Linked DNA regions of Homo sapiens: region 2 is linked to region 1. The links are chromatin loops, found by intact Hi-C in ENCODE. Cell type or tissue: thyroid gland. All regions are shown on one strand. Each heading gives the region's core, and the rest is flanking DNA. Links, peaks and the distances in the headings are about the cores only.

Region 1 (5,381 bases), core at 169-5,168:
TTTCACTCTGCAGTGCACTGGATGGCTTTCTCCTGTGAATTCAATGCAAATCCAGCGGAGAGTAGGCTGCATTGAGGAATAATCCCGTGTAGCTTCCTGTCTGTGGTCTGCATTGCCTTCCCTCCCATCCATGATGCTATAAGCTCTCTTTCCTTGGAGTTCCTCTCATTCTCCGAAACTCTGCCGGGGCGTATAGCCAAAAATGCCTTGTTTTCTAGTAATTTATGTCCATATGATATTTTAAGATCATAAACTGATTCAGGACAAAATTATTATTATTATTATTTTTTTCTTGGAGATGGAGTTTCACTCTGTTGCCCAGGTTGGAGTGCAATGGCATGATCTCGGCTCACTGCAAACTCCACCTCCTGGGTTCAAGTGATTCTCCTGCCTCAGCCTCCTGAGTAGCTGGGACTACAGGCACATGCCACCATGCCCGGCTAATTTTTGTATTTTTGGTAGAGATGGGGTTTCACCATGTTGGCCAGGGTGGTCTCAAACTCCTGACCTCAAGTGATCTGCCCGCCTCGGCCTCCCAAAGTGCTAGGATTATATTATAGGCATGAACCACCAAAATTATTTCTTTGACTTCCCCAGAGTATCTCACTGACACCTCATACAAAGTTGGCAGTTAATGATGATTCTTGAAGGAAAGGCGTGGGATAAAAATATACTATTTACAAATAACATTTTTAAAATGCAAATGGGTTTAGCTACATATCATTGTAAGTTTTTATTATTAACACAATAGTTGTTAATAGCTATCATCTGTTGCATTCTTACCACTGGCCAAGCACACTATCTAATCCTGACAACCCCAGTGAGGGAGGCATGAAGGTCCCCATTTTATAGATAAGGAAACTGAGGTTGAAAAGCTTTAAAAAACCTGTCTAAGGTCACAAAGCAAACAAATGGCTGTGATTTCTTTCTCATGATGTCTCCTACAAATATCTAATATTGATTTACAAAGTATCTGAGAAGTGCAACCATGATCAATAAATTGCACTTATTTTAATATCCTATTAAATCACTTTCATGTTGAGAATTCTTAACAGTTACTGATTTCACCCATTTTACTCTAGTTTTATCAGACACTTCCCATGTCTGCATTGGGCCAGGGGCCTCAGGGCATAGGGAGGTGTTAGAGAGGACTGACACCTTTACCTGCAGGGACTCTGGAGAAGTGACCCCTCCTGAAGGCCAGCACTCAGAGCCACACTGGATGGGGTATTGTTTCCTATGACTGTCGTAGCAAGCCACCACAAAGTTGGGGCCTTAAACATCACAGTTATGATCCTTCAGTTCTGTGAGTCAGAAATTCAACCCAGGTCTCTCTGGGCTAAAATCAAGGTGGCAGTGGGGCTGTGTTACCTTTGGGATGCTCTAGGGGACCATTCATTTCCTTGCCTTTTCCAGCCTCTGGAGGTCACACACACTCCTTCTGCGACGGCCTTTTCCTCCACCTTCAAAGCTAGCAGCGATGCGTCTTTTCTGATCCTGCTTCCATTTCTGAGTCTCTCTCACTGCAGCCCGGAAAGTCACCCTCCCTTTAGGACTTGTGATGGCATCTGGACAATCCAGGGCTGTCTCTCCATCTCAAAGTTTGTAGCCTCTACAAAGTCCCATTGCCATGGAAGGGAACATTCACAGGCTCCGGGGTTGTGGGCAGGGGCATCTTTGAGGGGTCATGATTCTGGAGCATTATTCATGGACAGACTTTAAATCCTTTATGGAGGGCATGGGCAGAACCAGGATGCCACTGAGAAGATGAGAAGGAAAGGGAGAGCTTCTGGCCTCTGGAACCACTGGAAGAGAGAATTTGAGGAGGAAATAAGCCTGCTGTATACAAGAGAATGAGGACACGTCAATCCTCCTGTGAGTGCTTTCTGGAGGCCCTGGCCCAGATGACCATTGTGGGTTAGAGGAGGTGGGGCATTTATTTTGCCCACCTCCATTTATGCGTCACACACCCCAGCTGATATGGTTTGGTTCTGTGTCCCCACCCAAATCTCATCTCTAATTGTAATTCCCGTGTGTTGGGGGAGGGACCTGGTGGGAGGTGATTGGATCATGGGGGTGGTTCTCCCCATGCTGTTCTCATGATAGTGAGTTCTCACGAGATCTGATGATTTAAAAGTGTGCGGCAGTTTCCCTCTCTCTCCTGCTGCCATGCAAGATGTGCCTTGCTTCTGCTTTGCCTTCTGCCATGATTGTAAGTTTCCTGCAGCCTCTCCAGCCAAGTGGAACTGTAAGTCAATTAAACCTCTTTTCTTTATAAATTACCCAGTCTCAGGTAGTCCTGTATAGCAGTGTGAAAACAAACTAATACACCACCTAAGAGGCAAGAGGAGTTTAGGGAGGCTGGTGGTTTCTTGAACAAGGAAGTGAGGCATTAAGAAGATATTTTGGATCCAACCACAAAATTACAGGAAACACAGGGGACAGAGAACACGTCCAACTATACTGGGAATGCAATCAGCAAAATCCAGACTGTGGTATTCTGAAGGACAAAAGATCTGGCTTCTTCCACCAATGTTGCTAAGAAAACTAAACAAAGGTGGACATTGAACCTGTAGGTTAAGAGACCTAAAATACATTTTAATAACCAAAAGAAAATGAGCCACAGTGATTAAGGATGCATGCAAAACAGAAAGGAAAGAGATAACTCTTGATGGGGAAGAGATGGAGATTTGGAGGGGGTTGTGGTCATAAGAGTGTTTGCTTTACAATGGTTCATTTGGCCATATATTTGCTTCCTGTGGTTTTCTGCAGGTGTGTCACATTTATCAATAAAAACATGAAATGCTGATGATGTATTTGCGAAGATTGTCAGGTGGGGGTGTGCAAGAAATGTGGAGACAGACAGAAGCTGTGAAGGTCACAGCGTTGGGCTGGATGGGATTGAGGAACCCTGCCCATGGCGGTCACACTAGAAATGAGCAGAAAGAGAGGGATGTGTGTGGCCCAGATGAGGTAACACTGGACAGGACGAAGTCGCTGGCTACATACTGGGGTCAAAAGAGAGGAATGTGTATTCTATAGTTCTGCTTAATCCAGAAGATGCATCAGAAGAAACAGAGCCTGCTCTAAGCTCATGAGGGACCTGGCACCCTTGCTTTGCCTTGAGTCCCAATCAGATGGGACTCAAATCCTCAGATGTCCTGATTTCTGGGTATTAAAACCCAAGACAAAGGCTTGTATGTGAGTAGTTCGTTTGAGGAGTGATGCCAAGAGAGGAACGGGAGAGCCTGGGCAGGGTGAAACATGCAAGGATGAAAAGCTAGAATTATAAGGATATTCCCTCCCAGACACTGGCCCCAAAATTTTCTCACTGACTCCATAGCCATGTCTTCAGACAAAAGTTTTCCTACTTTTTCCTGTTTTTTTTTTTTCCTAGTTGTTCTCACTGGGGGATTGGTCCAGAAACAATTTGGGCATCCATTTGGATGTTAAGAGAAATTACATCTTTCTGAACCAAGGAAAACAGTCCCTGTGGCTATCAAGTTTGCAGGCTAACCTTCTGAAACTGCTCTGAATTACTGAAGAAAGGAGTACTGAATGGGTGCAAGGTAGGGGGCGGTTTCTCTAACTTTTGTGGGGTGCTGCCTTGGGGTTGATTGAGATATTCATACCATGTCTGAGGGTCGCGTGCTGCTGATGCTAACAGTGAGTCATTCAGGAAGTCAGCAGCCTGTTGGAGCCCCCGTGTCTGCAGCCCAATGGTACTGCCCAGACCCTCAACCCCACCAGGCCCTCAGACCCCACCTCAACCCCGTCTTAATCTATCAGGTCTCACCTATAGCTGTGCCCACCTTTTGTAACTTCTCTTCCAAGCTAACCTTGAATATCATTTAACCCATTTATGCCTGGGGTTGCAATTTTTTTTGTAAAAAATCAGACTTTGGCAATGACCTTGAACAACAGGATATAAATAATGCCCACAAGCTTAGCTTTCCAATAATGAAGCACTAGGCATAAATGGGTTAAGCCTGATTTCAATAATATACACACATTCCTAGTGTGGTTTGCCTTAGACCTCAAAACCTCTAGATTTCTATGTTATTCAAAGATTGGTTCCAAGGTAAAGTGAAAACAAGCAGGTCTCACTTCAATAAATTATTTCTCCTATCCAGTCAGTATAAGCAGGGAGGGGGGAAATGTGTTGCTGTTGAAGAAATTAGTCTAAAACCTGTACTAATTTGATAAACACCAACATAATTTAAAAGTAGATATGACTGTTTAATGCAGATTAAGTATGTAGCAGGTGCTGTCAGTGCCTGCCTGACATCCTCCCTAGGGGTCACCAGCAGCTTTGTTGGACAGGGCTCCCACTTCCTTATACACCGATGCCTTCCTCTCTCAAGCCCTGGGTTGCTCTCGCTGGGGGCTTTCTCTGGCTATAGGCGTGTGCTTGGCCCTTAGGTAGGGGCAGGGCAGCAGTGCCAGGGAGCAACCGTTCCTGAACACCCCAATGTGCATCTGTTCATAAGTGCCCAGCATTCTCTCCTCTTGGAGGGACAATGCTGTGGTGTGTTCCATACAGTCTCCCGGAAACTCCCCAGTGAGACTGCCCCAGCTGTCCAAAGCTGGGACCCACTGGTGACCTTCCTTCCTTCCCCATCTCACATCTTGTGCACTCCCTGTGCCTCTTGGGACAACTACTGTATTAGCCTGCTTAGGCTGCCAGAAAAAAGACCTACAGATCAAGGGGTTAAATGACAGACATTTATCGTCTCACAGTTTTGAAGGCTGAAAGTCTAAGATCAAGGTGCCCGTAGGTCTGGTTTCCACAGACCTCTATCCTTGGCTTGCAGATGGTCAACTTCTTGCCATGTCCTCACATAGTCTTTCTTCTGTGCATGCACATCCCTGGTGTCTTCACCTTGTAATGACATCAGTCCTATTATATTAGGGGCCCTCACCTTTATGACTTCATGTAACTTTGTTTACCTATTTAAAGGCTCTATCTCCAAATACACTCACATTGAGGGTCAGGGCTCCAACATCTGAATGGGAAAGGGGGCACAATTTGTCCATAACACCGGCCAACTGAATTACTTATACCCAAATCCTTATTTCAGGGTTGGAACCCAAATTAAGACAGCATGTGTCTAAAGTTGTTATAAAGAATACACACACGCATGCACACACACACACACACACACACACCCCTGGTTTGACGAAGCAGGGGTTCTTCACAGCAGAAAATGCCACCGAGCATCCCAAGGCAGATAACCCACAGCCTTGCATTACACCACCCCAGAGTAAAGTTGGGAGGTGGAAGGGCAGCATTTTTTCTTAAAAGAATGCACATATGGACTCAAGAGTTTTGGTTTCTCTGCACCCAGTTTTTTTCTGTTCCCCCATTGTCATTGTTCTAC
Region 2 (5,381 bases), core at 181-5,180, 64 kb after region 1:
AAGTACTCGCTTGGTGAAAGTGAAGCGGAAAGTGGATGGCGGCTGTGTCTGACGCTACCAGTTGGGCATCCAATGCCGATTTCTCCTTCTTTGCTAACAGAGCTCTGTGTTTGTTCAGAGCAGCCCAGTGAGAACACTCCCTTCCCCAGCTTCACTGCAGCCAGCAATCAGGGCCACGTAGATCTGATGATGTAGGAAACCACAGGGTGGGGCTTCAGGGAAAGCCATGTTTTCTTACCATTAAGAATGGACAGACTTGCCGGGCGCAGTGGCTTACGCCTGTAATCCCAGCACTTTGAGAGGCCAAGGTGGGTGGATCATGAGGTCAGGAGTTTGAGACCAGCCTGGCCAACATGGTGAAACCCCGTCTCTACTAAAAATACAAAAATTAGCCAGGTGTGGTGGTGCACACCTATAATCCCAGCTACTCAGGAGGCTTAGGCAAGATAATCGCTTGAACCTGGGAGGCAGAGGTTGCAGTGAGCTGAGATCCTGCCACTGTACTCTAGCCTAGGTGACAGAGCGAGACTCCATCTCAAAAAAAAAAAAAAAAAAAGCATGGACAGACTTGGCTACCACGTGCCTTTTGTCTTTGATGTCCCTCTCATTCCACCAGCTCTGCGGGGGTGATGTCAGAGGTCCAGCAGCCATCCTGTGACTATGAGAACAGGCTGCTGAAGCAAGCAAGGAGACAGTCTCCAACAGAGCCCTGGACTTCTGATTTCTGAAGTCTTTGCTTTGTGAAAAAAGAAACCCCTTACCTGTTCAAGCTGCCATTTGTGGAGTTTTTATATGTGTAACTCAGTGGTCTCAATGGGAGGAAGCAATTTTACGTCGGCGGTGGGGCATTTGCCCAGCATGTTAGACTACTGTGGCTCAAGCTGAAATCACCATCTTTATTACCAAACCCCTGTCTTATGCTTCTTCCTTCTATTGGTCACATCTACTCTTTGCTGTCTTGAATTCCCTCCATTTCCACAAAGCATTCCCTTTGTAGCTCATAGGGACTTTTTCCATTCTGCTTTCCCCTGGCACTTTAAACCGTATTGTGATGTGATGCTTCATATTACTACGTTCATGTATGGGCAGGTTGGTTTTATACACAGTCTATATCTGTAAGAGAAAGACTATGCCTAAGACTCCTGGGTCACTCATGTGAAGGTTTCCCACTGAGCTGGGTGTGTAGCTGGTGCTTTGGAATATTCCCTGACCAATCCTGCAGAGTCTCTTCCATGAACAAGTTACCATGAAAGGCTCCGCTTAGGGCTTCCCCCGCAGCGCTTGATCAGGCTGGAAACCAAAACCAGACAAGATGAGTCTTAAGCAACACGTTCCTTCTTTCCTGAAACCCTGGCTTCTCTTCACCAGGGTTACTCTGACTGGAGTCTTCTTCAAGAGTGAACATGGGCCGGGTGCGGTGGCTCACGCCTGTAATCCCAGCACTTTGGGAGGCCGAGGCGTGCGGATCACGAGGTCAGGAGATCGAGACCATCCTGGCTAACACGGTGAAACCCCGTCTTTACTAAAAATACAAAAAATTAGCCGGGCGTGGTGGCGGGCTCCTGTAGTCCCAGCTACTCAGGAGGCTGAGGCAGGAGAATGGCGTGAATCTGGGAGGCGGAGCTTGCAGTGAGCCAAGATTGCACCACTGCACTCCAGCCTGAGCGACACAGCAAGACTCCATCTCAAAAAAAAAAAAGAGTGAATGTGGTTCTCCAGGGCCTCCTTGCTGCCTCATATGCTGTGGGCGCTCAAACAGTGCAGAACAATACTCCCCCATGTGCCCGTGGGGATGGGTTCATTGGACCTCCACATAGCCTTCAAGGAAAATTACAGTGCAGTGCATCCACCGCCATGGATAGCTGGGATGAAAGCAGCCATAATTCAGTGATGCCACTCCAGGGATACAACTTCAGCATAGGATGAAAGGAGAAAATTAACTGCAAGATAAAAAGCTGTGATTTAAAAGACAAACTCTTATGAGTGTCAGCAAGGGGGAAAGCAACATGTGAAATGCAGACGGCAGGGGAGCACACTCACCTTTGCTGGATGACACTTTGGAAAGGCCTTCTTGCATGAAGTCTCTCGTCACAGCCACCACTTCTTGAACCGCTGCCCCACATGACTCACGGAGCTGATGAAGCACAGCCTGGGAAGGCGGATGGGACCCAGGGAACACAAGCCTCCATCAGCCAGCTCGGCAATTTCTTCACTTAGCTCAAATCTGTTCACCAAGCCACAAGTTTAGGGCCAAAATACATTAAGTACTCTTTATTTTTAAAATAACAAATAGCCCACAGAAATAAAGCCAACACAGTTGGCATCCCTGCTATAATCGTGTTGGCCGTGTGTCAGAACAGGGTGTGATGACTCCTGAATTAGACTTTTTTCCTCTCTGAAGCTGTTTTTTCAAATGTGGACTTACAATTACCTAGAGAGTCTACAAGGCAGATTTCTGAGCCCCACTTACTCGTCCTTTATGAGATCTCCATAGGGGAGGCCCGGGAATCTTCATTTATAAACAAGCTCCTGGTGGGGAGTGGAGAGGGTGCTCACGGCACAGGAAAGTCTGAGAAGCACGTTCCAGTGGTATATTCTATGGACTGTGAGTTCATTCAGGGACATAAAATAAGAGATTACCCTGGGAGGCTCTGATGGACAGAGAGAGGTGGCAGGAATAGGAAAAGCTGGCAAATAAGGAAAATAGAAATCAGAAAAATCATATTCCCCACAACATTTCCTTTCAAGCACATATCTTTTTCTTTAAACAAACTCTCTGAACATCAGCGGATGCACAGCTCCTGCAGATGTTCTGGAAGTTTCTACACATGGGCACGTCATGTAGAACAGAACATCCCCCAAGGTCTCACTCCTTCTCAGCATGGAGGCACCGAGGTCTCACTTCTTCTCAGCATGGAGGTGCATGCATAGCTGGGCCGAGAGCCAGGGACTATTGGCTGATGCTGGCTCCAAACTACAGCACCCGGGGCTGCTGCCACACACCTTCCATGGCACCCTGTGACCGTGAGCTGCCAGCATGAGTCAGAGAGAGCCTCGATGTGCATTGCTAGGGACATTGTTGAGGTTTTTAAAAGTTGTAATGTTAATATATTTATTGTGAAAAAACCAAGCACGGCACAATGATGTTAACTGCGTTACTTCCCCTGGCCTTTCTTCTCTGCTATCCATAGGGAAGCACTCTTAGCATGATATGCAAATCCTTCTCATCAGATCCTATGTATATGGAAATCTATGTGTGTGTAGCCAGCTCCTACAAGTTACAGTGGCAGGATCATTTCTTGTGACATGGAGGATGCTTATCCTCTCTCTTTCCACATATCCTCATGGAGATGGTCACAGCAGCTCCAGGATAAGCTGCCTCTCAGCTACGGCACTGGCTCCTTTACCAAGCACCCCTGAGCTCCAAGCCTATCCTCTGCCCTGGAACACAGCAGCCTATATGTTCCCCAGACCCTCCTTTCAGAGGTCTTCCAGTTGGTTTCTGTCAATGGGAGGTAAGCAGGTGGGAGGAGAGAGAAGGAATTTCCACTCTATTTCTGATGCCAGCTTTGCCCAGGAGCAGCAGACAATGGCCCCAGCCTTGGGCTTCTCTCAGCACTGCCAGCCCCAACCTTACTGGGACCCCTCTGAGCTACCAAGACAAGCTTTGCTGTCTTCTCACACTTTCTGGGTCATGTGCCTTCCAGAGAGCCCTGCGCACCAGCTGCCTGGAGCTTCCCCAACCGGAGCCCTCATTCTTGCTCCTGGTAACATCATTCTTCTCCCATGTTACATCAGTCCTAGAGCAGGAGCTGCTTCTGAGGTTGTTGGTAGCATCCTCTGGTTCCCTTTTGGTCCTCCAACACCCCCATGATCAATTCCCTGGGTTTGAAATATCCAGGGTTGGTTCTGTGTCTTAGAGTGGGTTGTGACTGATGCTGATAAGAAGATTTTGCAGTAAAAACAGATACATTTTGCCTGAGTCAGGCTTTGTTCTGAGAGATAAGCCTATGGATAGAAACAGCTAAAGGATATAAAAGGCTGAGCATACAAACAGTCAATGGTCAGACCATATAAAAAAGAACTTGAGGCCAGGCGCAGTGTCTCACGCCTGTAATCCCAGCACTTTGGGAGGCTGAGGAGGGCAGATCACAAGGTCAGGAGATCGAGACCATCCTGGCTAACAGAGTGAAAGCCCATCTCTACTAAAAATACAAAACATTAGCTGGGCATGCTGGCAGGAGCCTGTAGTCCCAGCTACTTGGGAGGCTGAGGCAGGAGAATGGTGTGAACCTGGGAGGCGGAGCTTGCAGTGAGCCGAGATCACACCACTGCACTCCAGCATGGGCGACAGAGAGAGACTCTGTCTCAAAAAAAAAAAAAAAAAAAAAAAAAAAAATATATATATATATATATATATATATATATATAGAACTTGACCCACCACCTGCGTCCAAAGAAGCCAACCTAATATCTACAGTAACCAGCCCAGGAATCTACCCTGCTTCCTGTAAGTCATGTTTGTAGGAAGTCAGACCACTGTCTCTAGCAACAATCCAGGAAGGCCAACCATAAACCCGTAACAATCAGCTCACACAGACAAGACTTGATTCATAACTGACAGCTGCCCTAATTTTCACCCCACTTCCAACTTAGGATCCACAGGAGAAAGCCAAATATGACTCCCCAGTCAATCACATAGGAGGTCTCATTTCTAGTTGGGACCTTTCAGCTCCTCCAGACCAACAGTCTCCAATCAGGGCACACCTGGAGCCTTCTTCCTTTCACATGAAGCTTTCCCACTCCTCTGCCTGCCTCTGAGTTTCTGCCAACACAAGTGATGGTGGCCGGCTCCCTTGCTCTAGCAAGCTCTGAACAAACAGCCTTTGCTTGTTCTCATTTGGGTGGTCTTTGTTTTCATAGCTGAAACCATGAGGCTTATGGCCAAATACATGGAACAGAGAAGAATGTGGATGGGGCAATAGTGATTTTCTCTCTGCAAAGAAAATGAGAGTTGCCATGAGTCATAGGATTGAGGTGATGTGCTCAGGTCGTACACAGTGAGAGCACCTATCCTTGCCCGTCCTGAGGCACCAACACTGGGAGGATGCAATGCAATGAAAACTTCAGGGAAGTCTGAAGGATTATCTGGTTTCCCCAGGGTGTGTCCTTGAAGGCTGCAAGTGTCAGAGTGAAATCTCATATCTAATATGGCAACTGCTAAGGTTCTACCTGGGCAGAAGTTTCCTAGGGCAGCCTCTTTCCTCTACTGGGGGCAATGGGAGAGTTGAGGGGTACTTTTGCTATGGACCCAGGACCATGGGGGTAATGGATACCAGTGTGGGATAGCACCCAGGCCAGGAGTGATGAGCTATAGCAGT

Evidence for each region. Peaks named below come from ENCODE experiments on the same cell type or tissue, not always from the same donor. Only the 100,000 strongest peaks of a DNase experiment are listed, where the experiment ranks them.
Region 2: a loop joins it to region 1, with 2.0 times the contacts of the local background. A loop is called at or near these places in 3 of 110 quality-filtered maps.

What each region holds. Positions count from the first base shown.
Region 1 is chr2:105,732,348-105,737,728 of GRCh38, reverse strand. No RefSeq gene overlaps it. Among named protein-coding and RNA genes, the nearest start is that of NCK2, 9.9 kb to the left of the region's middle. In thyroid gland, for the core only: no CTCF peak of the experiment used is centred there; no DNase peak of the experiment used is centred there.
Region 2 is chr2:105,668,138-105,673,518 of GRCh38, reverse strand. No RefSeq gene overlaps it. Among named protein-coding and RNA genes, the nearest start is that of LINC02946, 60 kb to the right of the region's middle. In thyroid gland, for the core only: no CTCF peak of the experiment used is centred there; a DNase peak (open chromatin) is centred at 2,118.